Regions from separate parts of the Homo sapiens genome. Here all the other regions are linked to region 2. Evidence: read pairs that join two places in POLR2A ChIA-PET (ENCODE). Cell type or tissue: B cell. All regions are shown on one strand. Each heading gives the region's core, and the rest is flanking DNA. Links, peaks and the distances in the headings are about the cores only. Region 1 has its middle 34 kb from the start of TCF20. Region 2 overlaps NFAM1 (NFAT activating protein with ITAM motif 1). Region 3 overlaps RRP7A (ribosomal RNA processing 7 homolog A).

Region 1 (6,124 bases), core at 539-5,538, 93 kb after region 2:
GGCTATTGGAAAGGAAGGAATAGTCTAGCTCCAGTCAGAGTAGGCGGGGCAGGGGGAATCAGAGCAGTGGCTCCAAAGTCACCCTTCCCAGCTGTCCGCCACTCTGGGCCTAAGTGCAGATGGAAGGCAGGGAATGAAGGAACTTGGCTTGCTTGGTGACCAGACAAGGTCCCACCCTCACATTCCGGGGCGAGGATGCTTTTAGAGAATGGCCCTGACCTGACCACTGTGCACTGCTGGTCAAATGCTGGTTGTAGCTACTGCAGCCGGCGTCCTCTGCTGCTGCCTCCCTTGGTGCATCTCAGGGGCAACCCCATGCTGTCGTCAGAGCCCACCATTGCCACCAGATGGCTCGGGTTGGTGCCCGGCCCTGGCTGCCCCTCCTCTCAGTCTTTTTTTTTTTTTTTTTTTTTTTTAAGACAGAGTCTTGCTCTGTCACCCAGGGTGGAGTGCAGTGGCATGATCTCGGGTCACTGCAACCTCCGCTCCCCAGGGTCAAGCGATTCTCGTGCCTCAGCATCCCGAGTAGCTGGGATTACAGGAGCGTGCCACCATGCCTGGCTAATTTTTGTATTTTTAGTAGAGACAGAGTTTCACCATGTTGTCCAGGCTGGTCTCGAACTCCTGACCTCAGGTGATCCGCCCACCTTGGCCTCCCAAAGTGCTGGGATTACAGGTGTGAGCCACCAAACCTGGACGCTCCTCTCAGACTTCAACAAGTGTTGCCCTCCTGAGCCTCCATTTCCTGCTCAGTAAAATGCCTACGGCAGCTCCATCCCAGTGGCATGGGGGCTCCTGAGGCGAAGGCACCCAGCACAGCCCCAGGCTCAGACGAAGCCCCATTAGTGCTGTTTCCCTAATTCTCCCACCAGCCTGGAGGAGGTGGGCCCATGGATGCCCTGTGAGCCATGGGTTCCACGGGCACAGTGGAGGCCCACTGCCTGCCTGTCAAGTAGAGGTAATGGAGGGCAAAGGAAGTTTCTCCTGGAGGCTTCCCCAGTTTAGAAGTCCCTGGGCAGGGCTGCCTGAGCCTGGGGGTCCCCTAGCAGCACCCCCCACCCACATTGCTTGCCACCTGCTCCTGGCAGGCAGATGAGGTCCTCAGCTGCTGGCCCAGCCTGGCAGGGCGGCTGCAGCCCTCATCAGCCCTCGCGCCACTTTCCTTGGAAGGAGAATTGCAGGTGGCAACTCCTAATTTCCCAGGCTTCTGCCTTTCATTAATTTCTCCCTGCAAAATGGAGGCTTTCTGCGAGGCGGGGAGCTGGCAGCGGCGCGCACAGCGGCTCCGTCTCCGGCTTAGCCATGCGCTCAGCTTGAGGCGGGGGTGGCGAGGCCGCAGCAGCCACTCAGTCCACGCTGCCTGCGGTGCCCCCTCGCAGAGGCAGGAGGTTTTTCCCATGTTCAGATGGGCTCACCAAGCCTCACCAGATCTGGGAGATTGCTCAGTGGGGAGGGGGAGGCAAGGAGGCTCAGCCAATGCCAGCCTTTGCTGGACCATGAAGGGAGCAGAGGTCTCCGAGCCCCCAGGAGCACCCCTGCCCTCCACGGCTGCCAGTGCCTCCCTCCTGAGGGGCTTTTCCTGCCCTCCAGCTTTGAGAGCATCTGAGGGCCAGGCCTGCATGAGGATGGAGATGGGGTGGGGGAGGGCCAGATCTGGGGTGGGAGGTCCAGGGATCTCCCAGCCACGGGGGAGGCAGGTGGCACACTGATGATGACACCCATCCAGGGGCCACTGTCAGGCCAGGGGTGTGGAGACCAGGGAAGGCAGTCTGGGGAGGCCAGGGTCTGGAAGGACGAATGGGAGGTGGCTGGGAAAGTGGTCCCCCATCCTGGAACAGCACAGTGCATTTCCAGGAACAGCACCTTCATCCATCCATTTGTCCTGTAGATGTTGACTTAGCAGCTGTTCGGGAGATAACACAGCAGGTTCTGGTGGGGTGAGCCAGGTGTCCAGGGCCAGGGGTCTGGTCTCCCCTGGGGACTGGGAGAGACTTGGTCAGATGTGCAGTTTAGAGAGACCCATGGAGTGGCAAGTGTGGAGTGTTTGGGAGGCAGTCATAGGAGGACCAAGAAGGATGCTGGGGGTTAAGGGGTGGGATGGCCCCATGTTTCTGGCCCCAGGTGGATGGCAGTGCCATGCCCTGAGGGGGGCAGGGAGCTGGTCCTCATTAATAGGAAGTAGTCAATCACTGCCTAGTATGAATTAGGGGATTGGGCCAGCTCTTGAACTGATTCTTACCAGCAGCCTTGGGGGCCAGGAGGCAGTGCTGGAGCTGGAGCGTGGGTCTGACATTTGCTCAGGTTGTGTTTGCAGTGCTGTACGACTGCATGGGGAGGGGCTCCAGGGGGTTATTTAGTTCAGGTCCTGCTTTCTCTCTCCCATGGGCGACCAGGGAGAGGGTCTGCTGTGTGCTCAAACACCCCACAGGCTGTGCATTCCCTGGGCATCTCTGAGCCTATTTCCTGGTTTGGAAAGAGCACAAGCTGTAGAGACAAACCCCCAAGAGTACGGGGCCCCTGGTAGAAACTGGGGCCAGGTTAAGCTGGAGGTCACGGGACTCCAGTCTTCAGCCTGGAACAGGCCCCAGCGCCCGACCTTAGCTGTACAACTGACACCTGGTTCACATCCCACCAAGAGCGCCCCTGAAGTGGGGACCTCCCCCAGTATAAGTCTAGCACTTCAGTATGGAGGAGTGGACACCAGGAAGCTAAAACTTGCAGCTTCTCACCACCCTGGGCAGGTCACTTCACTCCTCTCTGCCTCGGTTTCCCCAGCTATGGAATTACATGATTCTGCCCACCTCATAGGGTTGCTGTGAGAGTTAGATGTTCATCAGAGTGCCTGCCTGGCACAACAGACGTAGACTTGCTACCCTGTACCTCCCAGGACCAGGCAAGGGGATCTCTGCGCGGCAGTGCACGGACGCAGCATGCAACAGGCTTTGTAAGCCCAGGGGAAGGTGCTGAGTCCTCTCAGTGAGTTGGGAGGGCTCTGCGGGGAAAGGCTGGGGGATGTGGGGCTGGCTGCCCAGGGCTGTCTCCCAACACCCCCAGCATGCGTCCAGGAGTCCCTTCCTGCATCCAGCCCAGCCTCCCCACCTCCCTGTGCTCACCACCCTGTTGGGCTCTACCTGCCTCTCCTCCAATCTGTGCTCTATTTATGGAATTTCTAGGCGGGAATCTAGCACAGCTTTGATCTTTTCCGTGGAACGGGCAGCTAAGGCGGGGCGGGGGTGCTTCTGGCTGTATATTTTCTCCCTTAATGGGGTATTAAGTAGACAGCCCAGATGGGGATCTCCCAGTGGGAGGGGGTGGGGCACAGCCTGCTTCATATCAGCCTGAAATATGGCCCCATCACCGCCAAACCTCAAAGGACGCTACCTTTGGGCTGGCTGGGACCTAGCTTTGATGTTCTTGCGGCAGGGGGGTGGGGCAGACCTTCCCGGGCACAGCTAGACTGGAGTATGGTCTGCCAGGCACCTGGGAGAGAGTGGCCCCTCTTCACTCTTTCTCCTGCCTCCCCTTCCCCTTTCTCCATTCTCTCTTCTCTCTCTCCCCTCTCCCCCTTTTCTTTCCCCGCTCCCCTCCTCTCCACATTCCCCTCTCCCTCCCTCCCTGTCCCTAGCTCCCTGCCCCTCCTCCTCTCACCTCTATGCTTCCTCTTCTCCCCCAGTCCTCTTCCTCCTCCCTTTGGCCTGAGCGTTTTCCAAGCAGTGCACTCCCCTGCCATCCGCAGACCCATCTCCTCTAATCCGCAAGGGTCCCCTGGTGAATGTGTGGGCAGGGCACAGCTGAGGGTGGGAGTGTGGCTCCTTCACCTGGCTGGCCATCATGGGAGGAGATAGTTAAAGGTGAGGCCAGACAGTCCAGAATCCATTCCCAGTTCATGTGCTTATCAGGCAAGTTACTTCAGTTCTCTGCATACTCATGCCCTCGGCTGGAAAACGGTGTAATAGCTGCCCATGGGGTGTTGTGCAGGTTACAGAGCTCGACTGCAGAGTGCCTGGATCCCTGCCCTGCACCGAGCGAACGCTCGGAGTGTCCACTAGGATGAGCCGTTTCTGTCTGATCTGGGGCAAGGGCCTGAGCCGGACCTCTCTGAGCCTCGGTCTCCTCTGCACGATAGTGTGGATACCCCTCAGCTCCTCGGTACGCGTGGTGAAGACTAAATAAGATGATGCATGGCAGAACCTGGCACAAGGGGACATCCAGTAGATGGTTGCTTGGCCTGGCATGGTGGCTCACGCCTGTAATCCCAGCACTTTGGAAGGCCAAGGCAGGTAGATCACATGAGGTCAGGAGTTTGAGACCAGCCTGGCCAACATGGTGAAACCCCGTCGCTACTAAAAATACAAAAATTATCCGAGCGTTGTGTTGGGCACCCGTAATCCCAGCTACCTGGGAGGCTGAGGCAGGAGGATTGCTTGAACCCGGGAGGCGGAGGTTGCAGTGAGCGGAGATTGTGCCACTGCACTCCAGCCTGGGCAACAGAGCGAGGCTCTGTCTCAAAAAAACAATAAATGGCTGTGGTGGTGGTTTCCATGAATAGTCACCCCAGCATCTATTAAACCCGTGCCGTGTGCCAGGGCTGGAGGCTCTGGTTGAACCTGACGGGGTCCCAGCCTGAAGTTGCACCCAGGCGTGGGGCACACATTTGGGTAAAGAAATTGTTCCGGAACTACAGGATGGGAGGTGCTGGGTGGTCTGTGATTTGAGTGTAGTGGGTGGGGGGTTCTGGATAAGTCCTGCAGGGCAGGGTCATGGCCAGTGCCTGTTTCTGTTCTTCCTTCTTTCTTTCCTCCTTCTCCCTGCCCTGGCCCCACCATGTGAGACATCCAGGAATCCCACCAAGCAAGGACAGGGATGAAAGAGGCCGGTCTCTGTCTTTGCCTTCCACTGGCTGGTGACCTTGGCAAAGCCTCCTCTCCTGGCCTTGGTTTCTTCCTCTGTGAAAGGGGCATGGCTAGTGGCCTCCCTGCATGGCTTGGAGGCCAGTGGGTGGGGTGGGAGCTCTTTGAGGGTAGAGGAACGTGCCTCTCACCTCCCCCACCAAGGCTGCCTCTGTACGCTCAGCCCCCGCCCTTTGCTGTCCATGGCTGGAATTGAGAGAGAAGGCTGCCCACTCTATGGGTCCCCACAGAGACCGTCTCTTTTGTCCTAGAGACCCCCAGCTGCAGCCACCACCAGCCTGAGTGCCATCTAGTGTCAGTCCTGACTGTTGTGGGAGCCCCGGTCTCAGTTTCCCCATCTGGAGAAGGGGACTCAACACCCGATAGTGCCCTTAAGGCAGCATCAAGGCACCTGCCCAGTGAGGGGCCCCTCAGCTCTCCCAGACTGGCCCCTTTGCCTCCTGTCCCATTAGCTGTCCCTCCTTTGCCGGCTCTTGCTCTGGGCTAAGAGGTGGGTCTGTGCCATGCAGACCCATCAGGGGGTTCTCTCCCAGCTCCTCCAAGAGGCCTTTCCTCTGGGGGCTTAGGTTGAGGGACCTGCCTGAGGTCGTCCAGCTGTACTTGCGAGCCCTGGGCCCGGAATCCAGGCCTGCCGGCCCTGAGTCTTGCTCACACCAGCCCCCGTGGCCGTCCAGCCAAGCGGCTGTGCACTGGAGTGCTCCTCCTCGGAGAACTGAAATCTACCAGGGGAATGGCTGCCCATCTGCTCGGGTTTTGCCCGCTGGCAGTGAGAAAGGGAGTCCCCTGTTCCCCACGACAGACTTCAGGGAGCCAAGGGACGCAGCCAGGTCTCCCCAGCCTGCAAACATTGCTTCCCACCTTCCCTCCCTTGCTGCTCCCAGACCCCTCCCAAAGGTTTCCATTGCCCTGGAGCTACGCCAGGGAGCTCTGTCACCTTTGGCATGGCTCTTGCAGACACCTCCGCCTGTCGAATCACTTTGACTTAGGAAGCCCTGCTTTCTCCACCTCTGGGCCTGTGTGCATGCCACCTCCTTGGCTGGGAACAGTGTCCCCTCCTGTCCTCACCTTGCAGGTGGATTCCTCTTTGGAGGGACCAGGCCACGTGCCTTACCCAGTCCAGCCCCCACCATAGCCCCCTCACCCTGTGGTGGTGGTTGTGTGGTCACGTCTGTCTCCCCAAGGTGCACGCCTTGTCTGTCTGGCTCTCCTCTGTC
Region 2 (6,124 bases), core at 597-5,596:
CTCTGAGCCTTCACTCCCTCATGTACAGAACAGAGAGGATGGAAAGATTCACCTGCGGTTTGTGGAGGGCGCGTGAGAGAAGGCAGGTCAGGTGTTGAGAACCCTACCTGGCTCCATGCTCTGAGCCATTATGTGCTGTGACTGGGGGTGGCGCCGGCTTCTGCCTGCGAGTTAAGTAGCTCTCAGCAGCTAATCCCGCAGTAAATGGGCTGGGGTTTGGCAGGAGGCCAGGGTTTTTAATTAGCTTCTGCCCTGAGATGAGGCAGTTGTGGCTCCACTGTCAGCAGTGGCCGTGTGGTGCCTGCAATGAGGGGGGATGTCCAGGCCACCTCCCTCTGCCTCCAGAGGGCTGCCTGTACCGCCTCGTGACTCCCCAGCCTTCACCTTCCCAGCAGGCCCGGCCCAGCCTCCACTGTGACCAGCGGGAGCTTTCTCCAGCACAGCTCTGACCCTGGCGCTCCCACTTCGAGCCCTCAGATGTTTCCTATGCTCTTCATGCAGCCAGCACGGCCACGCCACGCCTGCCCCTCCCAGGCAGGCTCCTCTCTCGGGCCACACACTGACCTTCTCTCTCTCTCTCTTTTTTTCTTTCTTTCTTTTTTTTTTTTTTTTTGAGATGGGATCTCGCTCTGTCTCCCAGGCTGGAGTGCAATGGTGTGATCTCGATTTACTGCAACCTCCGCCCCCTGGGTTCAAGCGATTCTCCTGCCTCACCCTCCCGAGTAGCTGGGATTACAGGCGCCCACAACCATGCCCAGCTAGTTTTTATATTTTTAGTAGAGATGGGGTGTTGCCATGTTGGCCAGGCTGGTCTCAAACTCCTGATCTCAGGTGATCCACCCGACTCGGCCTCCGAGTCCCAAAGTGCTGGGATTACAGGCATGAGCCACCGTGCCTGGCCTATGCTGACCTTCTCCACGTGCCTCCAGACCTCCAGGCCTTGGCACCTGCTGTTCCCTCTACCTGAGGCTCCCTCCTCCCTCTTTTGCTAAATGAACTTCTTGCCCTCAGGATTTCACCTTCAATATCGCTTCTGCCCAGTGGGGCATTGGTTTCCTCCTCATGTGCCAGAGGCTCTGTGCCTGGCAATCAACCCACATACCATGTTTCGGCAAAACCACTGGTTCATCCTCCATCTCTTCACTGGTCCCTAAACTCCAGGAGGGTAGGGACGGTGCCCACCTCCTCACACTGCCTGGCTTGCCAGTGCTATCAAGTGTGTGTTGGTTGAGCAAGGGCCTTCTAAGCAGCACCTCCTAAGCACCAGGCACCTACTCCTTGTGCCCTCATTGTAACTTTGCATCAGTCTCACAAAAGAGGGTTATTGCTGAAGAAACCAAGACCCATGGCCGGGTGCAGTGGCTCACACCTGTAATCCCAGCATTTTGGGACGCCAAGGCGGTGGATCACCTGAGGTCAGGAGTTCGAGACCAGCCTGTCCAACATGGTGACACCTCATCTCTACTAAAAATACAAAATTAGCCGGGCGTGGTGGCACACATGCCCGTAGTCCCAGCTGCTCAGGAGGCTGAGGCGGGAGAATCGCTTGAACCCGGGAGGCAGAGGTTGCAGTAAGCTGAGATTGCACCATTGCACCCCAGCCTGGGCAACAGAGTGAGACTCCATCTCAAATAATAATAATAATAATAATAATAATAATAATAATAATAATAATAAATAAAACCAAGGCCCAGAGGGGAACTGGCTCGCTCGAGGCCAGAGCCAGTGACAGCAGAGGAAGACTGGACACTGGACCTGGCTGGCACCACTAGGGGCCCACCCATGGCTGCTGGCTCGGTCCCTGGGGCCCTGCCCCACTGGCACTGGTCCCAGTAGCTTGGGTCCCTACCAGCCAGGTGCTCTGTCCAGGGACATCACCTCGTGTGGGCCTTTTCCATTTCCTGTGTCTCCAGGTGCAGGAATGGCTTGATGCAGGTCTTGTAGGCATTTGCCATGTTTCCCTGGAGAGGGTGAGTGGGAGGGACTGAGTGATGAATCTCTGTGTGACCTCATGACAATCTGCCATCCTTTCCCCTGGGGGGTCTGTGCGGGGAGGAAGACGAGAGCCACTCATCCCTGGCCCTGACTCCTTTCTCCCTACAGAAGCGGATGCGGGGTCCAGGGAAGGACCCCACCAGGAAGTGCCCAGATCCAAGATCTGCCAGCAGCCCCAAGCAGCATCCTTCAGAATCTGTCTACACAGTGAGTCCCGGGGCCCCCGGCTCCCTCCACCTCTTTCAGGCCTTAGGCAGAGTCTGTCTTGTACCAGGGTCTGTCTGGCTCAGTCTTGTACCAGCTGTGTGGACTCTCCTAGCCTCAAGTTCCTCATCTATAAAATGGGGATAACAATTCTTACCTCATGGAATTTCTCTGAAGCTGAAAAGAGATGACACGTGCAGGGCTCCTGGAAGGCATACGAATGTCAGGTGCCCCCCATGCCCTGTTCCCCTCCTTGGCATGGATCCTCATTCTGGGACAAGGGGTAGTGACGGCACAAGTTGGCGAAGAATGAAGAAAGCTCCTTCATCTGACCAAACAGCTCTTACCACTTCCTCCTGTTTTTATTGTATAAACAACAAAAATCACAAAAAGAGGAAGAGGTCAGGCGCCATCCCACGCCCTTAACACATCAGTGATTTGTAATGATTTGCTCTCTCCCCTCCTGGCACATGCAGATATTATCTTACATGGTCACAATCACAGCGCAGACATGCGTTGGGACCCTGTTTGTTCCACTCTCTGCTGTGTTGTAGGCATTTTCTGAAACAATTTTCCTGGAGATGTGGGTGCATCTCCAGGAAGTGGAAGGTGGGTGCAGCGTAGGGGCCGAGGAGGCCAGGCTGCCCCAGCCTGGCCAGCCAGCCAGCATGCAGCCCTCTGCCCAGCGGCTGGGGCCGGGGAGGGCTGGGAACACTCTTTTTGCTACGTTCCTTTCGGCTCCACGAACAACATATGCTCCAAGTAGAGCAAGGGAAGAAGAAATGCCACCCAGTGCCAGCTGGGGTCCCCATCTCGTGAGATCTGGCACCGCCAGGTGGGCTCCCCACTCCACGCCTGGAAGGCACACAGCCCTTCTGGGGCCCTGCAGGTTCCCAGGTGCACGCTCCCCAGGTGCACGCCCCCCAGGTGCACGCCCCCTGGCTGCGATGGTGCTTGGGTTCTGCTCGTACGTGCTGTCGTTTCTGTTCCCACAACATTGACTCACCCTAATAACGCCACAGAACACCACACAGAGGACGCCCAGGATACAGCCTTGTCTGCTGAGGATGGGGCGGGTGGCAGCGAGGCCAAGGAAATGTCCCTGTGGGGCAGTGCCAACAGTTCCAAGTGGAATGTGATGGTTCTCAAAGGGCTTTCAGCTTCCCCATCCTGGGGAGTTTCTGTCAGCCACGGTTTTGCACGTGGCCGGAGACTTCCTCATACTCTCTCCTGTCTCCCAGCATCTCATAGTGGTATTTTCCCTACCAGGGATTCTGGTGTCAACTGTTAGATGAAAATATTTCTCTCTCTCCCTCTCACTCTCACTTTCCCTCTCCCCCAGCATACACATATGTGAGATATATATATATATATATAAAAGAAGAAAATAACCAGCATCCTAATCCCATCTTCTTCCAGGATAAATACTAAGAACATTGACTAATATATTTTCCAGTATTTTTTCTATAAATATATACAAAGAAACCCATACGCACTCACACATACTTCTTTTTTAATTGGAGCAATACAGCTATTTTTTTCATGAACATCTTTCCACGTGAATAAATATCTTTCTATGAGATTATGTTTAACGGAAGAGCTCTTTTGAGCAGAGCTTCTTTTTGCCTGGGTTTCACAGCCTCTAGGATGCAGGCCGACTTCTCTGGAGTGAGGTGAACAGACCTAACTGCCTGCAGAGTTGCAGGCCAGCTTGGAGAGTAGAGGTCATAGAACTTTGCCAAGCCCTTGACATAAGGGTCTACCAACTGGGATTGGGCCTGGGCGGAGAAGAGTGACAGTCACAACGATGATGGTATCAAGAGCCATTTGTTGTGTACCTACTATGTGCCAGGGATCATGGCAGGACTTTACACCTGTTATATTTTATCAATCCTCTTGATAAGGTTTTAGGGTAAAGGTTTTGTCCCCATTTTCACTTTCTTTACTTTTCTTCTTTTCTTTCTTTTTTTTTTTTTTTTGAGCAGAGTCTCGCTCTGTCGCCCAGGCTGGAGTGCAGTGGCACGATCTTGGCTCACTGCAAGCTCTGCCTCCCAGGTTCATGCCATTCTCTTGCCTCAGCCTCCCAAGTAGCTGGGACTACAGGTGCCCGCCACTGCGCCCGGCTAATTTTTTTGTATTTTTAGTAGAGACGGGGTTTCACCATGTTAGCCAGGATGGTCTCGATCTCCTGACCTCGTGGTCCGCCCACCTCAGCCTCCCAAAGTGCTGGGATTACAGGTGTGAGCCACCGCGCCTGGCCTTCCTTTGGATTTTCTACGAACCCAGTCATGTCATCTATGAATAATGCAAGTTTTACTTTTTCCTTTCCAATCCTCATTATTTTATTTTATTTTTATTATTTATATTTATTATTATTTTTTTTTGAGACAGAGTCTTGCTTTTGTCGCCCAGGCTGGAGTGCAACGGTGCAATCTCAGCTCACTTCAACCTCTGTCTCCCCTGTTCAAGCGATTCTCCTGTCTCAGCCTCCTGAGTAGCTGGGATTACAGGAGACCACCACCATACCTGGCTAATTTTTTTGTATTTTTAGTAGAAATGGGGTTTTGCCATGTTGGCCAGGCTGGTCTCGAACTCCTGACTTCAGGTGATCCACCCGCCTCGGCCTCCTAAAGTGCTGGGATTACAGGCGTGAGCCACCACGCTTGGCCTGTTTTATTTTTTTTTTTGAGACAGGGTCTTTCTCTGTCACTCAGGCTGGAGTGCAGTGGTGTGATCTTGGCTTACTTCAACCTCCACCTCCCGGTCTCCAGCTATCTTCCCACCTCAGCCTCCCGGGTGGCTGGGACTATGAGTGTGAGACACTGCACTTGGCTAATTTTTTAATTTTTTGTAGAGACAAGGTCTCACTATATTGCCCAGGCTGGTTTTGAGTTTTTTAATTTTTTGTAGAGACAAGGTCTCACTATATTGCCCAGGCTGGTTTTGAGTTCCTGGGCTCAAGTGATCCTCCCACCTTGGCCTCTCAAAGTGCTGGGATTACAGGCGTGAGCCACCGCACCCGGCCCAATCCTTATACCTTATTTTTTTTCCACTTTATTGCACTGCCTGAGGCCTCTGATACAATGATGGTGAATAGAGGTGGTGATAGCAGGTATCCTTGTCTTGTTTCCCAGTCTCCGGGGAAGGTTTTTTTTAAAATATAGTCTTCCTTCTTTGGGTGGATACTTAAGTAATTTCCTATCTTTCTTCTTTTCTAATTTGTGCACTTACAGTATGAACTTCCCTTTGATATGGCTTTAGCTGCATCCCACAAGTTTTGATATGTCATGTTTTCATTATCTTTCAGTTTAAAATTTCCATTGAGAATTCTTCCTTTCCTCACTGGTTACTTAAATGTGATTTGCTTAATGTAATGTGGTGGCGCACATCTATAATCCCAGCTACTCAGGAGGCTGAGGTAGGAGGATTGCTTGAGCCCAGGAGTCTGAGACAGTCTTGGCAACATAGCAAGACCCCATTAAAATTTTTTTTTAAATTAATAAGGATCAATAAGGACATGGAGGGCTGAGCGCAGTGGCTTACCCCTGTAATCCCAGCACTTTGGGAGGCAGAGGCTGGTGGATCACCTGAGGTGGGGAGTTTGAGACCAGCCTGACCAACATGGAGAAACCCCATCTCTACTAAAAATACAAAAAAATTAGCCGGGCATGGTGGCACATGCCTGTAATCCCAGCTACTCGGGAGGCTGAGGCAGGAGAATTGCTTGAACCCGGGAGGCGGAGGTTGCGGTGAACCAAGATTGCGCCATTGCACTCCAGCCTGGGCAGCAAGAGCGAAACTCCGTCTCAAAAATAAATAAATAAATAAAAATAAGGATATGGAATATTTTATCAACATGATCAACAAACTTGGCCTAATTGACATATATGGAATACTCATTCAACCAGGCATGGTACGTGTTATT
Region 3 (5,000 bases), core at 1-5,000, 110 kb before region 2:
GTCCAACAGCCCCATCAGAGTCCACACAGGCCAGGAGGGAAGGACCAGGCCACCCCTCGGGTCTTGTGCTTCAGCAGTCCTGGGGACCCAGGCGTGCCGAGAGGAGGACTTGTCCTTCCTGCTTCTTGCCTCCACACCCTCCTCTCCAGGACCCTGGATGAATCCGTTCTGTGCTTCCTTTTCCCTCAATGCAAAAGCCCTTGCTGGCAACGAAAAAGCCTCAAAAGCAGTGAGAATACAAGAACCTTTTATTTTCCATCCAGTTGGGCAGCAGGGAAAGGCTAGGTGGGCCCAGCCCGCCCTTCCTTCCTCCAGCTGGCTGGAGATTATTAGCCAGGAGACAGCAGCCCTGGAACCCAGACTCTGTCTCCCCCTTGAGGTCACAGATGTTGAAGTTGGAATCTCGCTCCTTCCCCTGACTACCATCCTAGGCTGGGCCTCAAGACTAGTGAGGCCTGTCCCCACCATCCCTGGCCTTGTTGTGGGGCTCAGGAACTCAGAGTCCCAGTGTTGAGTCTGGGAGCACTAGGTCTTCATAGTTCCAGGCCCAGAGCTACAGCTGGGCTGGGAGCGTGTGTGTGCACTGTAAGAAGGAGCTGATGATACTGGCCACGTGCTGGGGTTCGCTCATGTGGACACAGTGATTGCCTGGGACTTCCACAAACTGGAACCGCTGGAGAGGGGAGGGGGTGGGTAGTGAGATGTGGCCAGAGGAGCCTAGGGAGCTCCATGGGCCCCGGGGTCAGGGCCCTCCCACAGCATTCCAGCTCCCTGCAGGTCAGGAGCGCCTCCCACAGTGAGTTTCCCCCACACTCGGCTCCTTGGAGCCCCGACAGTCCATAGCACCCCAGGAGATGTCTAACCTTAGGGACTTGGAGGCCTCCCAGGGGTCTAGGCCAGCTGAGTTGTGAAGTTGCATGGCAGGGACAGGGCAGGGCCGAGGCCAGGGTTGCTGTGATTGTATCCGAAGTAGTCCTCGTGAGAAAAGATAATGAGATGACGTGAGCAGCCTGCAGACTTGTGTCTGCCTTCAAGAAGCCAGACAGGAAGGCCCTGCCTGCCTTGGCTCTGACCTGGCGGCCAGCCAGCCAGCCACAGGTGGGCTTCTTCCTTTTGTGGTGACAACGCCAAGAAAACTGCAGAGGCCCCAGGGTCAGGTGTAAGTGGGTAGGTGACCATAAAACACCAGGTGCTCCCAGGAACCCGGGCAAAGGCCATCCCCACCTACAGCCAGCATGCCCACTGGCGTGATGGGTGCAGAGGGATGAGGCAGCCAGGTGTTCTGCTGTGGTTTGGGAGCCTATAAAGTGAGACTAGGCTGGGCATGGTGGCTCCCATCTGCAAAACCAGCACTTTGGGAGGCCAAGGTGGGCGGATCGCCTGAGGTCAGGAGTTTGAGACCAGCCTGGCCAACATGGTGAACCCCCATCTCTTAAAAATATAAAAATTAGCTGGGCATGGTGGCAGGTGCCTGTAATCCCAGCTACTCAGGAGGCTGAGGCACGAGAGTCGCTTGAACCCGGGAGGTGGAGGTTACAGTAAGCTGAGATCTTCCCACTGCACTCCAGCCTGAGCGACAGAGTGAGACTCCATCTCAAAAAAAAAAAAAAAGTGTGACTATTAGCTGGGCATGATGGCATGCGCCTGTAGTGCCACCTACTCAGGTGGCTGAGGTGGGAGGATCATTTGAGCCCAGGAGTTTGAGGCTGCAGTGAGCTATGACTGAGCCTGAGCAACAGAATGAGACCCTGTCTCTCAAAAAATGTGGGACTGTCTCTGGCAGTTGGGTCACCTAATTGTGCCTGGCCCCAAGAAGGAGGGGTGGGTACTTGAGGATGGTAAAGAACCTCCCCACCAAAGGTCTCTGTTTCTTAAATTCTGATTACATGTGTCCCCAGGCCTCTAGGGACTGATCACTGGAGCATGAGGCCTGATAGATCCTGGTGGTCACTTGTTGGGCCTGGGGGCAGACCAGGGGTCTTTCCCAGTGCATGAGAAGAGATGGGTGAGGTGGGACCAGAGTGGGCGACAGTGGCTGGACACCAGCTGCCTGAGCCCCGCCTTACCTCTTTGAGGGTGGATTTCATTGTGTCTATCATGAACGACAGGGACTCCTTGTCAGAGTAATTCTCTCTTGGATCAAAATATCCGTGGACTGCTCTGGAAAGTGAGGAGTTGGGGGTTGTTGGGGTTCATCTTAGAACCGCCTCCCAGCGGTGCCCCCATCCTGCCCTGGGTTCAGGCCTCTGAGGAGAAACCAAAGCCTGGGCTACCCCAACTCCCACAGCTGGGTCCCTTGACCCTGGGTTGGATTTGAGGCTCAGTTAATCTCAGCTCACGCTCAGCTGGCACAAGCCAGGCGCAAGCAAGTGCTGAAGGCACAGCCTTGCTGGGGCGCAGGGAGTTCAGGACTTGGTCACAGTCAGCCCTGAACAGCAGAGCTGGGATCTGAACAGGCGCTGGAGCCCACACTTGCTCTGAGAGAGAATTTATGTCTTCACAATCCTCCCATTGAAAGTCTACAATCCTGGCCGGGTATGGTGGCTCACGCCTGTAATCCCAGCACTTTGGGAGGCTGAGGCGGGTGGATCACGAGGTCAGGAGATGAGACCATCCTGGCTAACATGGTGAAACCCTGTCTGTACTAAAAATACAAAAATTAGCCGGGCTTGGTGGTGGGTGCCTGTAGTCCCAGCTACTCCGGAGGCTGAGGCAGGAGAATGGCGTGAACCCGGGAGGCGGACCTTGCAGTGAGCTGAGATTGCACCACTACACTCCAGCCTGGGCGACAGAGCCAGACTCCATCTCAAAAAAAAAAAAAAAAAAGTCTACAATCCCGTGGTTTTTAATACATTGAGTTGTGAGACCATCGTCACAATTACATTTTCATCACCCCCAAAGAAATCGCAAACCTCTGAGCTTACACACACACACACACACCCCACCCCCCCACCCCCAACAGGCTTCCGGTCCTGAGCAACCATGACCTGGCTTTGTCTCTGCCGTGTGTCCTATTTGGACTTGAACGTGAATGCAGCCATACAACACGTAGACGGTTGTGTCTGACTTCATCCACTTAGTGCGATGTTTTCAAGGCTCATCCATGCTGGAGCCCATGTCAGTGCTTCGTTTCTTTTTATGGCTTAAAAATCGTCTATGGTGGGCCACGCACGGTGGCTCTCGCCTGTAATCCCAACACTGGGAGGCCGAGGCAGGCGGATCATGAGGTCAGGAGATGGAGAGCAGCCTGGCCAACATGGCGAAACCTCGTCTCTACTAAAAATACAAAAATAAGCCAGGCGTGGTGGCGGGCGCCTGTAGTCCCAGCTACTCGGGAGGCTGAGGCAGGAGAATCGTTTGAATCCAGGAGGCAGAGGTTGCAGTGAGTCGAGACTGGGCTCACTGGTTATGGAGCCTTACCTGGGCATGCCCCCCGCTGACACCTGTGGAAAGGCATGGGACAGCCCCGGCCCATCCCCTGCTGCCTGAGCCCTCCCCTCCTCTGACCTTCCTCCTTCCATGACCCTGCTGCCAGGGGGGCTTCCCAAAAAAGATCTTGAGTCTTAGCGATGTGGTCGACACGCAGAGAACTTGGAGCCTCATGCCAGGGCCCCCTCCCAGAGATTCCTGGCGCCCATGTCTCCTTGGGGGGTGACTGAAGGGGATGGGTCCAGACTCACTTGATCAACAGGACATGGGCCTGCAGCTTCCTGATGGAATGCGCACACAGCTCCCTGCTGACGAAGTCAATGCTGTTCTCTGCCTGCAGAGACAAAAACATGGTGAATTCTCGTCACAAGGCACAGGCACTCTCGTGGGCACGAAACCCATCTCTGTTGGGGTGGCTAAGCCCTGGCGAGGGCACCTTAGCCACCCACCCTGGGTCTGAGCCCAGGACCCCACATCACTGCCTCATCGAAGGCTCTTTAGCCCCTGGTGGCCAGAGACTCCTGCCCTCTCCAAGTCTGTTCTCCCCTCTTCCTGGGCTCGTGGCTACCCAGCCTGACTCCATTTCCAATACTCCTTTGCCACCAGGTATGGCTGTGTGATTAAAGTCAGAGAAGTGAGTTGGGCCACTTTTGGGCCTGGATTTTAGGACTTAGGTGTGGCCCTTCCACACCCCTTTCCCAGTCCATAGGCTGCACCTCACGCTGTCCCCTGCCAGCCTGGGACAGGCTTCTTGCCAGGAGAAAGAAACTTGCTGGGACCACAGTGCAGGATGGGCACTCCGTGATGGCCCCAGCCAGCCTCCTCCGCGGCCCTGCCTGCCCTGTCTTGTGACTGTTTTACGTCTGGATGGCGGGGATGTGGCCAGCTTGAGTGAGATGTGCTGTAGGTGTGACACGAAGCTGGATTTGGAAAACAGCATGCAAAATAATGCAATCAAGCTTTATGTTGATTACATCTTAAATCACATTGTGGATGTTAAATAAAAATATGAGAAGAATTTATAGAACCTTTTTTTTTTTTTTTTTTTGCTCTTGTTGCCCAGGCTGGAGTGCAATGGCGTGATCTCAGCTTACCGCAACCTCCGCCTCCCGGGTTCAAGCGATTCTCCTGCCTCAGCCTCCCAAGTGGCTGGGACTACAGGTGTGTGTCACCACTCCCGGCTAATTTTTGTATTTTTTGGTAGAGACAGGGTTTCACCATGTTGGCCAGGCTGGTCTTTAACTCCTGGCCTCAAGTGATCTGCCTGCCTCGGCCTCCTAAAGTGCTGGGATTACAGGCGTGAGCCACTGCACCTGGCCAGAAATTTAAAAAATAAAAATAAAAAAAAAGAATTTTGGGCCAGCCCCATCTTGGAATGTGTATCTTCTGCAATTTAGTTTATGTCCTAACGAAGTCTTTCCATCCCTGGGAAGCCTCCTCCTTCCAGCATTATGGGTGATCACAGATCCCACTACAGATCAGGTCACATAAGACATGGTCCCTAAGGACAGGGAAAGGGGCATCTCCAAAAGTCAGATTGACTAGGATCTGGCAATAAACTCCCACCACGA

What was found. Peaks named below come from ENCODE experiments on the same cell type or tissue, not always from the same donor. Only the 100,000 strongest peaks of a DNase experiment are listed, where the experiment ranks them.
Region 1: POLR2A ChIA-PET joins it to region 2 with 7 read pairs; 2 of 35 experiments call an interaction of 5 or more read pairs at or near these places.
Region 3: POLR2A ChIA-PET joins it to region 2 with 8 read pairs; 1 of 35 experiments calls an interaction of 5 or more read pairs at or near these places.

The regions. Positions count from the first base shown.
Region 1 is chr22:42,301,331-42,307,454 of GRCh38, reverse strand. It overlaps a transcript of TCF20 not described here. Among named protein-coding and RNA genes, the nearest start is that of TCF20, 34 kb to the right of the region's middle. RefSeq lists enhancers at 6,068-6,117, 5,639-6,124. In B cell, for the core only: no CTCF peak of the experiment used is centred there; no DNase peak of the experiment used is centred there; H3K27me3 peaks cover 979 bases.
Region 2 is chr22:42,393,936-42,400,059 of GRCh38, reverse strand. NFAM1 (NFAT activating protein with ITAM motif 1) reads left to right here. Exons shown (of 6, transcript NM_145912.8): 4 at 2,104-2,202. Among named protein-coding and RNA genes, the nearest start is that of LINC01315, 28 kb to the right of the region's middle. RefSeq lists a silencer at 2,943-3,237. In B cell, for the core only: a CTCF peak has its summit at 3,041; DNase peaks (open chromatin) are centred at 2,569 and 3,039; H3K4me3 peaks cover 2,366 bases; H3K27ac peaks cover 2,279 bases.
Region 3 is chr22:42,507,791-42,512,790 of GRCh38, reverse strand. RRP7A (ribosomal RNA processing 7 homolog A) reads left to right here. Exons shown (of 7, transcript NM_015703.5): 7 at 1-4,447. It also overlaps the pseudogene SERHL. Among named protein-coding and RNA genes, the nearest start is that of RRP7A, 9.5 kb to the left of the region's middle. RefSeq lists enhancers at 3,060-3,758, 3,759-4,458. In B cell, for the core only: a CTCF peak has its summit at 309; DNase peaks (open chromatin) are centred at 1,930, 2,410, 3,040 and 3,670.